Regions from separate parts of the Homo sapiens genome. Here region 1 is linked to region 2. Evidence: chromatin contacts called from ENCODE Hi-C or POLR2A ChIA-PET data. All regions are on one chromosome and are shown on one strand. The core of a region is the stretch at or near the end of the contact, and the rest is flanking DNA. Distances in the headings are between cores, read along the strand shown. Region 1 overlaps PRDM15 (PR/SET domain 15). Region 2 overlaps C2CD2 (C2 calcium dependent domain containing 2).

Evidence for each region. Hi-C counts contacts between places; a loop is a spot of excess contacts on that map. ChIA-PET counts read pairs that join two places held with the same protein, here RNA polymerase II (POLR2A). Pooled maps may share reads with other maps.
Region 1: a loop to region 2 is called in a map of CD4-positive, alpha-beta memory T cell, with 4 times the contacts of the local background. The contact joins two enhancer-like sites. A Hi-C loop is called at or near these places in 3 of 168 maps with a recorded cell type or tissue (CD4-positive, alpha-beta memory T cell, naive thymus-derived CD4-positive, alpha-beta T cell and pancreas), 2 of 37 single-sample maps with no recorded cell type and 5 of 50 pooled maps. POLR2A ChIA-PET finds 5 or more read pairs at or near these places in 2 of 52 experiments (WTC11 and activated naive CD8-positive, alpha-beta T cell).

The regions. Positions count from the first base shown.
Region 1 is chr21:41,811,010-41,818,048 of GRCh38, forward strand. It overlaps PRDM15 (PR/SET domain 15), which reads right to left. Exons shown (of 24, transcript NM_001040424.3): 19 at 4,696-4,827. Among named protein-coding and RNA genes, the nearest start is that of RIPK4, 47 kb to the left of the region's middle. RefSeq lists an enhancer at 5,847-5,896. Within about 2 kb of position 5,707, at least 7 of the 41 ENCODE cell types and tissues checked have a DNase peak (open chromatin) inside an H3K27ac peak, as active enhancers do.
Region 2 is chr21:41,899,346-41,906,181 of GRCh38, forward strand. It overlaps C2CD2 (C2 calcium dependent domain containing 2), which reads right to left. Exons shown (of 14, transcript NM_015500.2): 11 at 6,379-6,492; 12 at 2,277-2,404; 13 at 1-17. Among named protein-coding and RNA genes, the nearest start is that of PRDM15, 23 kb to the left of the region's middle. RefSeq lists an enhancer at 1-237. Within about 2 kb of position 1,251, at least 3 of the 41 ENCODE cell types and tissues checked have a DNase peak (open chromatin) inside an H3K27ac peak, as active enhancers do.

The DNA.
Region 1 (7,039 bases), core at 4,457-6,956, 84 kb before region 2:
GCTTGGAAAGTTTATGCTTCCATAGTGACATTTCATATCAAAAAAACATGAGATGTGGGAAAGGCTGTCTGAAAACACAGACAGAAAGTGGAACCCACATGTGGACAAGCAGAAAAACGATAGGAATTTCTTTAAAGCATTAATGTATCCACACCTCCCTTAGTCCAGGAAGCTCTTAGGCAGCACATGTGATATTACAATGAGAGAGGAAATGGTAACTGAAATCAGGACCAATGGCAAGGAGGACACAGACGAGCCAAGCGTAAAAGACAACAGAACTGCCGTGCTCGGACAAAATGAGTGTGATTCTTCAAAACTTGACTAATTCAAATGAGAGCTGATGCCAGGCACGGTGGCTCATGCCTGTGATCCCAGCACTTTGGGAGGCCGAAGGAAGATCGCTCGAGTCCAGGAGTTCAAGACCAGCCTGGGCAACATGGCGAGACCCTGTCTCTACAAAAATAAAATAAAATAAAATAAAATAAAATAACCAGCCGGGCATGATGGTGTGTGCCTGTAGTCCCAGCTACTCGAGAAGCTGAGGTGGGAGGATCACTTGAGCCCAGGACTTCAAGGCCGCAATGAGCTGTGATCACATCACTGCACTCCAGCATGAGCAACAGAGAGACCCCATCTCTAACAACAGAAAGGTAAATTAGAGCTTACCTGACTTTTTTTTTTTTTTTTTTTTTGAGACAGCGTCTCACTCTGTTGCCCAGGTTGGAGTGCAGCGGCGCGATCTCGGCTCACTGCAAGCTCCGCTTCCCGGGTTCAGGCCATTCTCCTGCCTCAGCCTCTCTGAGTAGCTGGGACTACAGGCACCCGCCACCACGCCCAGCTAATTTTTTGTATTTTTAGTAGAGACGGGCTTTCACCGTGGTCTCGATCTCCTGACCTCGTGATCCGCCCGCCTCGGCCTCCCAAAGTGCTGGGATTACAAGCGTGAGCCACTGCGACCGGCCTTGACTTTTTAAAATATTTGATAAGTACTCAGTCAGTCCTGGCTCATGGATTGGCCTCACGGGAGCCAGAAGCGGATGCTTTAATAGACCAACACCAGAGGTGGCAATTGCTCCCGCACGGCCACTCGTGCCCACGGATTCTAAGACTCCACCTTCCAAGGGAGGGGCCTTAACCCCCCAGAGCCTCCCAGAGTAGGGAGGGTCCCTCCCCAGGTCCAGGGACAAGACCAGGAAGTGTCACTGTTTTGTTGCTTATTTTAAGGACACTTTTGATTGACATCAAACTCATAGACAGAAAAACACAAATTGTAAGTGAGTGCGGGCTCAACAAATTTCCACAAAGTGCATGAACAAAATAACCAGTTCCCTGATTACTAGGGAAAAAGAACCAGCATAGCCATCATCGTGACATTCCCAGGATCAGGAGGTGCACGGTAGGTGGCCTTGTGGTGGAAACAGGTTTAATTAGAGCCCGGGGGGAGGCGTACAGATAATCCTGTTAAAATCTGTTATTTTATGTATGAGGAGGCTGAATCTCCCAGGACAGTCTGTGGAACTTGAGAGGGTGAAGACGAAAAGGCCGGCCCTTAGCGACTCTGATTGAGAGAGTCTGGGAAAGAAAACCCAAGCCTGGTCTTTAGACAAAGCCTCTCAGATGATTCAGGACATCCAAGAGCAAGCATCCCCAACAGACGGCCACGTGAGGAAAGTTGAGAGGACATTCCTCAGAAGCTAAAGGACCCCAAAATGCTTAGAGAAATAAGACAAGCTGTGGGCCACTGCCCTGAGGAACGGCCACCGCCTTGGGAACAGCCACTGCCCTAGGGAACGGCCACTGTGGGGGATGATCGCCAGGGGAGAACTGGGGAGTGTGTTTGTTTCACCAGCCCAGACACCTTGCTCTGACGGCTGTCAGCGCCCCACCAGGCGGCACAGGACCCGTGTTCCCCGGAGCGAAGGGAAACGTGTGGCACGTAATTATGTATGTGGTCCACAGAGAGGGAGACAGGGAGGAGGCCAAAGGGGGACCAGCTTCCTCCTGGTGCAAGTGCTCACATCAGCTCACGTCTGGGGGGCTCTGGGGGGTCAGGGGCAAGCAAGAATAGAGTCCACGGTCTGTTTCACCCCAAAAACTGATGGGGAGGTGGACCCTATGAATGCCCTTTAAACAAAGGTTGCCCCTCAAAATGGGAACAAGACAAGTAATTTTTAAAGGCACTTAACTCAGTCCTGAGGGCTCACTGTGGAGCATGGGACAGAGGCCACCACAGCCCAGCGAGTTGGTGGGCGGCAGGCAGAGTGTGGGGTGTTCTGAGAACCCAGATGAGGGCATGTGGCCCAGTCTTGGGGAGCAAGAGTATCCCAAAAATGGTAAAGCATATACTGGACAGAGATTCCCCAGGAAAGAGATGGACAGTACACTTCTGCAGTCCAGGGGCAGAGGAGGCTGGCACGCCCGGCCAACCCAAAGCAGACCCGTGTGGCAACCCGCGCCACTCTGGGGAGCAGGGGAGGAAGGTAGGCAGGTGACGTGGGCTGGATAAAGGCAGGACCCAACGTGCAGTTGAGGGGCCCCCAGGGGGCACTGAACAGGCTCACGCCAGGGAACTTCACGCTGAGACACAACTCCACCACTCAGGGACAACCTCTCAATTCTGATGTCTCAATTTTCTCTCCACAAGCACAAAAACACTCGCCCATACAGAAGGGTTTTATGAGAATGGCCTTGTATTGGCATTGCGCAGGGTGCTTTAGTGTTTTATAACAATGCTTTGTGTTAGTGATTGCGCAGGGTGCTCTAGTGTTTTCTAAGATCTTGGCCTTGTGTTAGTGATTGCGCAGGCTGCTCTAGAGTTTTATGAGAACGCCTTGTGTTAGTGATTGTGCAGGGTGCTCTAGTGTTTTATGAGAATGCCTTGTGTTAGTGATTGTGCAGGGTGCTCTAGTGTTTTATAAGATCTTGGCCTCGTGTTAGTGATTGCGCAGGGTGCTCTAGTGTTTTATGAGAACGACTTGTGTTAGTGATTGCGCAGGGTGCTCTAGTGTTTTATGAGAATGCCTCGTGTTAGTGATTGCGCAGGGTGCTCTAGTGTGTTATGAGAATGCCTCGTGTTAGTGATTGCGCAGGGTGCTCTAGTGTGTTATGAGAATGCCTCGTGTTAGTGATTGCGCAGGGTGCTCTAGTGTTTTATGAGAATGCCTCGTGTTAGTGATTGCGCAGGGTGCTCTAGTGTTTTATGAGAATGCCTCGTGTTAGTGATTGCGCAGGGTGCCCTAGTGTTTTATGAGAATGCCTCGTGTTACTGATTGCGCAGGGTGCTCTAGTGTTTTATGAGAATGCCTCGTGTTAGTGATTGCGCAGGGTGCTCTAGTGTGTTATGAGAATGCCTCGTGTTAGTGATTGCGCAGGGTGCTCTAGTGTTTTGAGAATGCCTTGTGTTAGTGATTGCACAGGGTGCTCTAGTGTTTTATGAGAACGACTTGTGTTAGTGATTGCGCAGGGTGCTCTAGTGTGTTATGAGAATGCCTCGTGTTAGTGATTGCGCAGGGTGCTCTAGTGTTTTATGAGAACGACTTGTGTTAGTGATTGCGCAGCGTGCTCTAGTGTTTTATGAGAATGCCTCGTGTTACTGATTGCGCAGGGTGCTCTAGTGTTTTATGAGAATGCCTTGTGTTAGTGATTGCGCAGGGTGCTCTAGTGTTTTATGAGAATGCCTTGTGTTAGTGATTGCGCAGGGTGCTCTAGTGTTTTATGAGAACGACTTGTGTTAGTGATTGCGCAGGGTGCTCTAGTGTTTTATGAGAATGCCTCATGTTAGTGATTGCGCAGCGTGCTCTAGTGTTTTATGAGAATGGCTGTGTGTTAGTGATTGCGCACGGTGCTCTAGTGTTTTATGAGAATGCCTTGTGTTAGTGATTGCGCAGGGTGCTCTAGTGTTTTATAAGATCTTGGCCTTGTGTTAGTGATTGCGCAGGGTGCTCTAGTGTTTTATGAGAACGACTTGTGTTAGTGATTGCGCAGGGTGCTCTAGTGTTTTATGAGAATGCCTCGTGTTAGTGATTGCGCAGGGTGCTCTAGTGTTTTCTAAGATCTTGGCCTTGTGTTAGAGATGGCGCAGGCTGCTGTAGTGTTTTATAAGAATGTCTTGTGTTAGAGATGGCGCAGGCTGCTCTAGTGTTTTCTAAGATCTTGGCCTTGTGTTAGAGATGGCACAGGCTGCTCTTTGACCTGTCGCGTCACCGACTCCTTTCTATGCACATCAGCGTAGTACACACATCACCCGAGCGGACACCTTGCTCTTTTCTGGATTCACCATGGCTTAGCCAGTGCCCTACCGAGGCCACGTCTGACCTTCCAGCGCCTTCCCTAACTCAAAAGATGACAAGCAACCTTGCATGCACATCCCTGGCCCTTGTCTGGTCGCTATTTCTTGTGCACATTCCTGAGGGGGAAACAGCTGAACGGGAGGAACATTTAAAGACTGACCAGTCTCCCAATGCCGGAAGTGAGCTGTGCAGCATGCTCTCCGGTGACGAGGCCCCTGTGGGAGGGGGACCTTTTGAGATATGCAGCTGCTCACCCCGGCCCCAGGAAGCTCTCTTGGGGAACCCGGCACTCAGTGGGAATCACAAAGAGGAATCGTCTCAAGGCGGCTCTCTCTTCTCCCACGGCCCACCTGGCTTCCCTACACAGTGAGCGCCGTGGCTGGCGCGGCCCGGGCCTCGGACTCACCCGTGTGCCGCTTGCAGTGCTTGAGCATGTTGACCTTCTGCGCGAACCTGCGGTGGCACTCCTTGCACTCGTACTCCTTGATGCCCTTGTGCAGCTTCATGTGGTGGCGCAGCGCGTGCTTGGTCTTCATGCCTTCAAGGACACAGCGAGTCAGAGGCGGCCACACCCCCACGCAGCCCACCTGGGGGCCCATGCCCGAGACCCTGGGGCAGGCACAGGCAGCGGCCCGTGCGGTACTGGTGAGGGTGTGGGCCGGCCCCCGAGGATCCCGGTCAGTCCACCAGCGGTGAGACCTGGGAAGTGACTGTGCCCAGAGGCCGGGAGGGACTGACTGCAACATCAGGTTCACTCACTCCTGCCAGGGCCTGGCCGAGCCCTGACCACGCGAGCAACGCCGGGGCGGTGGGTAAACTTCCCTGCGTGCCCATGGCAACCCGGCGGGAGAATTCGGTGAGAGATAGATTAATACAAGCATGACTAAAGGTTCCCTTCAACCTTGACAATATGAGTGGTGATTGGGATTCGGACGCGAGATGGTTTCAATCTACCTGTAATTTAAGAAGCCAATCTTAAGAAGCTGAAATACTCCAAAGCCTCACTCACACAGCCAGTGGAGAGAGGGTGGCCCTGGCATAGGGGCTGAGTCAGAGGTTGTGGTGCGCTGGCAGGGACAGCACTGTACAAGGCCCTCCGCAGGGGGCACAGGCATGTGCGGCTTGGTACACCTGACCGTGAGGCTGACACGCACCAGGGAACAGGGCGACCCAGCCCAAAGGCAGCCTCCCCAGCCCCGAAGAGGCGCCTTCACTGTGCCTGCCCAGGGCGGTGGGCAGCCTGCACTCCCAGGCCACCGTGTTCCCTCCACATTTGGGGAAGAACTACTGAGCCTGAACACAGCTCTGTAGTAAGCTGGTCAACGGTTCCCCTGTGATTCCACCCTCACCAGATGCAGGGGTGACCATCCACCAGCTCCTGCCAGAATTCTAAAGGCCGGGCCAGAAGACCTCCCTGGCTACGAGAAAACTGCGCGGCTGGGCCAGCAGGGGGAGCAAAGGCCCCACGATGAAGCCCGCTGCCTGCACACACAGCTGCACAACTCCTGGCCTCGGGTGGGGACGGCACCTGCAGGCCTATTACCAATGACCGAAGAGTGATTCCACCTGAAAAAGTTACTGTCAATCCTTTTGATTAAAAAAAAAAAAAAGAGTGCCGGTCACTGCTGACACGCCCAGACCCCAGCACTTCCCTCTTCCTGCTTCTAAAATGAACATATTCCAAATTTCAAAACTAATACACAGTCACAGAAAACCCAGAAAATACAGAAGAGATGGCATCTCCACATTCTGACCTCCCCACCACAGCCAGCATTGGTGACAGTAATGTTTTTTCTTCCATTTAACAAAGAAAATCTGCCAACAGTTTCAAAATAAACACAACTGCCAGACAGAGGAAATTTTAAAGCTTGCTCTACTGGGATTGTGAGTCAATCCATTTACAAATTACCGTGGGGAAAACTGATGTTTTTTAAATACTTATAATTTCTAATCCCGAACAGGGGATGCCTTTTTTATAGCTTTCAATACCTGGTGTCATATTCTTACTGGCCACAGTAAGTTCTTGTAGATCATTCCTGAGTAGTTCAAGGCCCATGATGTGATTCTGAACAAGACGTTTTCCTCCACACACACAGAAAACCTACTGGCTGGGCCCCTGCCTCCACCTGCTGGTGACAGGCTCTCACGACTACTAACAGCCTCCCACTTGGTCCCTGACACTGACTAATTCCCTGGTCAGGGCTAGAATTTCTGGAAAAAAATGTAAAGTAATAATATGCAACAGTGTTTCTTGCAACACTGTAATAATAAATGACTATAACAAAACAACCAGAAACTTTATAAAATAAAGGGTCTGGTTATATGAATCGTACGAAGGGCTTGAAAGATAAAACCAGGCAATATTTACATGTTCCGATATAAAAAGATCTCCAAGACGTATTTTCAAGTAAAAAAAAAATAGCAAAGTATCAAAAAAACAAATGAGCACAAGCATGCGCTGGTATGTACTAGCAACTGTTGCGTGATAGCACGATGACAATACTGGAATTTGGTATTCTGTAAAATAAATCTGGCAACTGATGTATTAATGCCAGCATTTTATTTCAGCTATTCAGAATTCATTTTAAAAAACGATGCAACTAAATAATTAATACATTTCAAACACTAAAATGTCTACAACATTATAAAATGTGGCTTTACCCCACACCCCTTGCCTCCCAGGGCATCTGGTGGCATTTGGGGACCTGCAGGGGACCCAGGTGTGGCTCCTCTCTGCCTGCCTAAGAGGC
Region 2 (6,836 bases), core at 1-2,500:
TCCTGAGATAGTGAGGTCTGTCAGGGGCAGTGGGGAAGATGACAAGGGATACATGAAAGGAAGGGAGGGTTTGAAAAGAACTGAAAAGCACTCTCCAAAACATTCTGACAGCTGATTTCAAAGTCTCAGAAGATGCAGCCGTGGGCCTCATAGAAGGCGCTTATACATCACGGCCGTTGCTCATGCTTGGGTTAAAAAAGGTCTCCCTTACAGCCAGGGCTCAGGATCCCTAGGCAGCTGGGGGTTGGCCCCCGGGGCTCAGAGGTTAACCCTCTTCCTCTCACAGATGGGCCTAGCGGTGGGAGCGTTTGTGGCAAGCTGCAGAAATGAGATGCGAGAGAGAGAGCCCGTCCTTCAGAGTCCACGACAGCACAAAGGAAATGGCCGTGGGTGTTTCGGGTTTAGCTGTCTTTGTTCCTACACGTTTATGTTACCTGCAAGTGGAAATTCACCGGCACATCCTCTCAAAAATTATATTTTGTGTAAAAATATTTAAGCACTAAATGAACCTCTGAGAGTCGGGATAGCGCTTCCTTGGAGGGGGGAAAGTTTGGGGAGGAGGGCACGGGGGCTCCCTTCCTTGGAGGGGAGAAAGTTTGGGGAGGAGGGCATGGGGGCTCCCTGAGGGCCAGTCATGCTGTTCTTGGTGTGGGTGGCAGTGACACAGGCGTTTGCTTAGGGACAACTGTGCTGTTCTGACTTAAGTGCCAGCCTGTGGAAGCGCCCACTGACTCAAGATTAGATAATCTCCCCGTCTCTACTTAAAAAAGTACAAAAAATTAGCTGGTCGTAGTGGCGGGCGCCTGTACTCCCAGCTACTCAGGAGGCCGAGGCAGGAGAATGGCGTGAACCTGGGAGGCGGAGCTTGCAGTGAGCCGAGATTACGCCACTGCACTCCAGCCTGGGTGACAGAGCGAGACTCCGTCTCAAAAAAATAAAATAAAATAAAATAAAGATTAGATAATCTGAGCACCAATAAAAATAATCACTGCGGTGAATTCAGAACATTAAATACTAAGATCCAGGAGTTCTTTGTGATTTTTAAATATGATCTTAGAGAAAGTATAGGGGAGATGACCACGAGTCTTGTCCTTATTTTGCTCATTCATTCACCCAAGAGCGAAGAAAACCCAACTACTGGGCCCCGGACTTCCAGAGAGGTCATGGATCCCTGCTGAGGGCCCCTGGAGGGGCTCAGGAAGCCCCCAAAACACCACCCGCCTGCCTCTGGGACGTGGGGCAAGGCCACCCTCTGGGTACAATGGCAAGGTTGATGACTCATCTCTGGCACCTCCAAGGTCCTGTTCTGGCCTGTCTCCCAGCCACTGAGGAATCCATCTTCTGCGTGCCCTCTGCCCACCCACCCACTCTTTTGTCCAGAATTCTTCCTCATCCCCCTCCTACTCCAAATCAAAATCTTCCCAACTCTCCCTCCACCTGTTCATTTGGAAATGTCAAAAAAAAGTAAGGGCCGGGAGCAGTGGCTGACGCCCGTAATCCCAACATTTTGGAAGGCCAAGGTGGATGGATCGCTTGAGCCCAGGAGTTCAAGACCAGCCTGAGCAATGTGGTGAAACCCCATCTCTACCAAAAATACAAAAATTAGCCAGTCTCATAACAAATTAGCTGGTCTCAAAATAAATAAATAGATAGATAAAAATTTTAAAATCAATTTTAAAAAATGTAATAAAAAGAGTAAGGATCTGTAACATGGCCCTTCACCTGAGGGGCTGGCCTCTCCACAGCTGAAACCACACACTTGCCACCACCTGCTCTGAGCGGACGTCCCAGAGCGGGAGAAGGGGGAGAAAGGGAGTGCGGTGTCCACGGGGGACACTACAATGTTCATTTCTCTCTGATTACAAAAGGAATAAACATTCACTGCAAAAAAGTAAAAGGCTTTGGAAACGTGTCACGTGGAAAGTGAAAGTTCCCCGTGACTGGGTGGTGACGAGAGCAGAGGTTCTGTACCAAAGGGGAGTCTTACATCATGTTCCTCTCTTTCGATAATTTTTCTTGAAATGATTTGCCAACCTCTCAACGTGTAAAGCGTCCCTGATTAGAAAGTCTCCCATGTCCTTGGTGAATAGGATAAACTGTGTAAACACAACACCACACATGACTCCTTTGTGGGGTGAGGAACATAATTTGACATTTGTAAATGGAACTCTCTGGACGTTAACCAAGTGCTTGGGCTAACTTCTTCAAAGGGCAGAGGAGCAGCAGGTCACTGACAGATGACCAGATGAACACCTCCCCAGCCACCACGATGGTACCTTGGAGATCCCTGATATGATAATAGTGCTTTTCTTCCGTGGCGACTTGAGTTTCAGCTTTGAAGATTCACTGAGCTGTCGAATGGCCACTTCAGCCACTGGATCCGAACCATTCAACACCAACAATTCTACCAGAAGGAAGGCAGTGTTAAGTTCATCAGCAAAAATTAAAGACTTCCATGGGAACTTCCAGGGATAATGGAAATGGTCGATAAGCAATGGTTAGCAGATATTTTCTAAAAGGGGCCAAAGGGTCAATTGTTTAGGCTTTGTTGGTGGTCTCTGCAACAACTTCTCAATGCAGCTTTTATAGAGTGAAACCAGCTAGAGACCACAGGTAAATAAATGAGCATGGCTGGGTTTCAGTAAAACTTTATTTACAAAAACAAGTGACGGGCCAGATTTTTCCTATGGGCCATAGTTTGCTGTTTGCTGACCCCTGGTCTACAGCTTGATTCCCTGGGTGGTTACAAGATACTCACTGAAGTGTCTGCTTAAGATTCACCGATTTTATTTATTTAAGTTATACCTGAATAGAGTTGATGGAAAATGGCAAAAGCAAGCAAACAACAAAAAAAAAATATCTAACCCTTTGGAAGATTTTGAACTTTGAAAGGCAAGGTAGTGACTCCTTTTCCCTCCCAAGAGTGCCTAAATACATAGAATAGTAACTAGAGCTATGAAGGGCCAGTTAATAAAAGCACCTCCTTCCCCAGGTTAATAACAACACACACCAGCCAACATCAATAGAATGCTTACGGCAAACCAGGTGCTGTTCAGAGACAGAGCTCTGTGCACATTCTCTCATTTACTCCTATTCCACACCCCATGAGCAGGTCCTTCCTTTTATCCCATTTGACCATTGAGGAGTATGTCCAGCAGCCAGGAGGCCCCAGAGCTGAGATGACCAGCAGGTCTCTCTGACTCAGAGCTGATGCTTGTAACTTACACTTTCCTGCTCAGGTAAAGTCAAAATGGCAAAGCTATTAAAGTAGCAGGATGGTAAAAGGAACTTCTGTCTCGGTTTTGGCCATGGCCTGAGGCTTACAGATGCTGCATTTCCAAAGGGAGTCAAGATAAGACCACAGAGGCCAAGAACCGGTGACAACAGTGACACTGGGGAATAATAAATAGATACTTGGTCTTCCTCCCTGGTTCCTGGCACAGAGAACAAAAAAAAAAATCCTTTGAATTCCAGAGCCACGGAGCTGGGGCATCCTTCTCATTCCTAATAAGCCCCTGCACCCCATCCGAGTGAATGCTAATGAGGACGGGCACTGGATGTCAGAGGCACCAACCCTGTGGTTAGAAGGCTGGAACTTTCTGCCCTCCTCTCGCCTGTGGGGAAGGGAAAGGGGCTAGAGATTGAGCTCAAATCACCAAAGGCCAATAAGTGAATCAATCATGCCTACATACCTACTTATAGAAGCACCATAAACCCCCTAAATGACAGGGCTCAGGGAGCGTCCAGGTTGTGAACCAACGCATGCACGTACTGGGAAAGGGGCGACTCCACGGAGATCAAAGCTCCCACACTCAGGACCCTCCCAGACTGTGCCCTGAGCCCCTTCATCTGGCTGTGCATTTGTGTGATAATAAACTGGTAAACCCAAGTAAAGTGTTTCTCTGAGTTCTGTGAGCCATTATAGCAAATTACGGAACCCGAGGAGTGTGTCATGGAAACCCCAATTTGTAGCCAAGTGGGACAAAAGTGTGGTAACCTGGGGACCCACTATTTGCACCTGACATCTAAAGTGGAAGGGTGGTTTTGTGGGGCTGAGCCTTTCACCTGTGGGATCTGAGCTAACTCCAGGTAATGCCAGAATTGAATTAAATTGTAGGACACCCAGTTGGTGTCTGCAGAGAAACAGAAAATTGCTTGCCATAGAAAATCTACACATTTGGCGTCAGGAGTGTTGTGAGTAGAGGAACAGATTTTTGTTTAGCCACTGACCCACACTGAGAAGAGAGAAGTGCTGGAGAAAGGAGTTGGGGAGGACTCCTTAGGAGAAAGCTGTGCTGTAATTCCCAAAGCCACCAAGGGAGACGTGTCGGGAGCACGTCCTCCTCACGCCAGGCCCAGTGCTTCTGTTCAGTCCCCCGAGAGCCCGGTCCAGGTGCCAGGTGCAGCCTGCACCGTGGCAGGTGAGCCTGGGGGCCGGCTCCATGGACCATGCATCAGAACCCACAGTGGGAACATCAGCCTAGGTCTTTTAAGAGGGATCCTGCCCACGTGACAGGACCCCGCAGCATGGGCAGTGGGGGCACTGCCAGGGGAAGAAACTGAGGAAGGGGCATCAGGGGCAGCGGCAAAAGCATCAGCGGCATTAGTACCAGAGCGGCTCCAGCTCAAATAAGGGCTGGGCAAAATGAGGCTGGGATCCCCTGGGCTGCACTCCCAGGAGGTGAGGTGCCCTTACTCACAGGGTGAGCTAGGAGGTCGGCACAAGACACAGGTCACAAGGACCCTGCTGATAAAACAGGATGTGGTAAAGAAGCCGGCCACAACCTACCAAAACCAAGACGGCAATGAGAGTGACCTCTGGCTGTCCTCACTGCCGATGATACACTGAGGATAACGCATTAGCATGCTAAAAGACACTCCCACCAGCACCATGACAGTTTGCAACTGCCATGGCAAAGGCAAGAAGTTACCCTACGTGGTCTGAAAAGGGGAGGAATGCTCAGTTCTGAGAAATCGCCGCCCCTCGTAGAAAACTCGTGAATAATCCACCACTTGTTTAACATATGATCAAGAAAGAACCAGAAAAAGAGCCAACCAGCAGCCCGTACGGGTTCTCTGCCTACAGAGTAGCCATTCTTTTATTCCTTTACTTTCTTAATAACTTGTTTTCAATTTACTCTGTGGACTCGCCCCGAATTCTTTCTTGCACCAGATCCAAGAACCCTCTCTTGGGGTCTAGATCAAGATCCTTTTCTGGTAACGAAAGGAGGGGCAGGGCCTGCGTCCCAGAACTGCAGGTGGGGGACCCAGCGGGGTAGTATCCAAAAAACCATAAAACCTCCCACAAGAGGAGGAGGCAGTTATGAACTTTCACCAGGCTGAGAATCCAACACCATGTTAAGACAGTGCCCCTCCAGTGAGAACTTTCCACTCCCCTGACTGCCCCACCTTGCCCAGTTGTTGACCTGGGCAAGGTCAGACACAGGACTCAGCGAATGTGGGAGAGCTAAGCAAGAAGGAAGCATCCATTGCCCCTGAGAGCAGGTCACGAGGAGGCAAAGGGAGAAAGTTAATCCCCAAATTTAGATTGCGCAGTGATTTAATGAGTCAGTAAGACATCTCTTCAAAAAGTCTATTACCTGAAACTGACCATAAAATAGGGAATTTGCATTTCCTATTCGTAGTGACCATTTCCTAGTGGAAGGGAAAACTACTTCTACTAAGCTGGTGTAAGCAGAAAGTGGTGAATAAAATTAAAGTGACGGTGAGGACGATGTCCTGAGTCCTACTTATTTGCTATTAATGTAGCTAGCGTGTTGTGCAAGAGAAAAATGAACAGAAAATTTAAAATGTAAAGTCTCAGTTGGCTTTTTATTTTGTTAAAGCATTCCCTAAAATGTAGCAGGAATATGAATGCCGCTCCTGGTCTCTGATCAATTTGGAGTTCCCTTTTCTCCCTCTCCTTCACTCATCACTCATTAACAAAACAAAAGCAAATCAAAACTTTTTTTTTTTTTTTTTTTTTTTAAGAGACAGGGTCTCGCTCTGTCACCCAGGTTGGAGTGCAGTGGTGCAATCTCGGCTCACTGCAACCTCTGCCTCCCAGGTTCAAGCGATTCTCCTGCCTAAGCCTCTTGAGTAGCTGGGATTACTGGCATGCGCCACCACGCCCAGCTAATTTTTGTATTTTTAGTAGAGATGGGGTTTTGCCATGTTGGCCAGGCTGGTCTCAAATTCCTGACCTCAAGTGATCCACCCGCCTCAGCCTCCCAAAGTGCTGAGATTACGGGTGTGAGCCACCACACCAGGCCCAAAACAACTTTTTCCAAATTCTGAAAGGAAAATACTTCATATCAGAACAGCCCAAAAGGCCCAAAGGTGCTAAGAGGGAGAGCGACGTGGGCGTGTCTCAGTTACCTGTGTCTGAAGAAGAGAGTGTTTTGCTGACGGGGGCGCTGCGGCAGGCGATGGCCTGGACAGAGATGTCCTTCTCGATCACCTTCACCTTGATGGGAGTCTTCACCGGAGAATCTGCCAGAGGAAGATCCTGATTACAAAAGCGGCCCCGTGGCTGACTGGATCAACAGTTACCGAAAAGTGAAAGGACAGCCCTCACTGCAACTCTGGTGTGTGCAGTTGGTAAAGGCAAAGCTTAACGAAAGCTGTTTTGAGGGGAGGAGGGGCAAGAGTGGTGTCTGGAGTCCAGGTTGAAATAAAATTTCAGAAACATTTTAACTAAGCCAGAATTTCCCATTCTATTTTGCATCCCTGAACTGTGCCAACTCATGCACTCTGGGAGGATAATGCTTTTGCCCAAGCAGAGATGCAGTATGAATTTTGAGAAATAAAGCATACGCTTATACAGAAACTTCTGT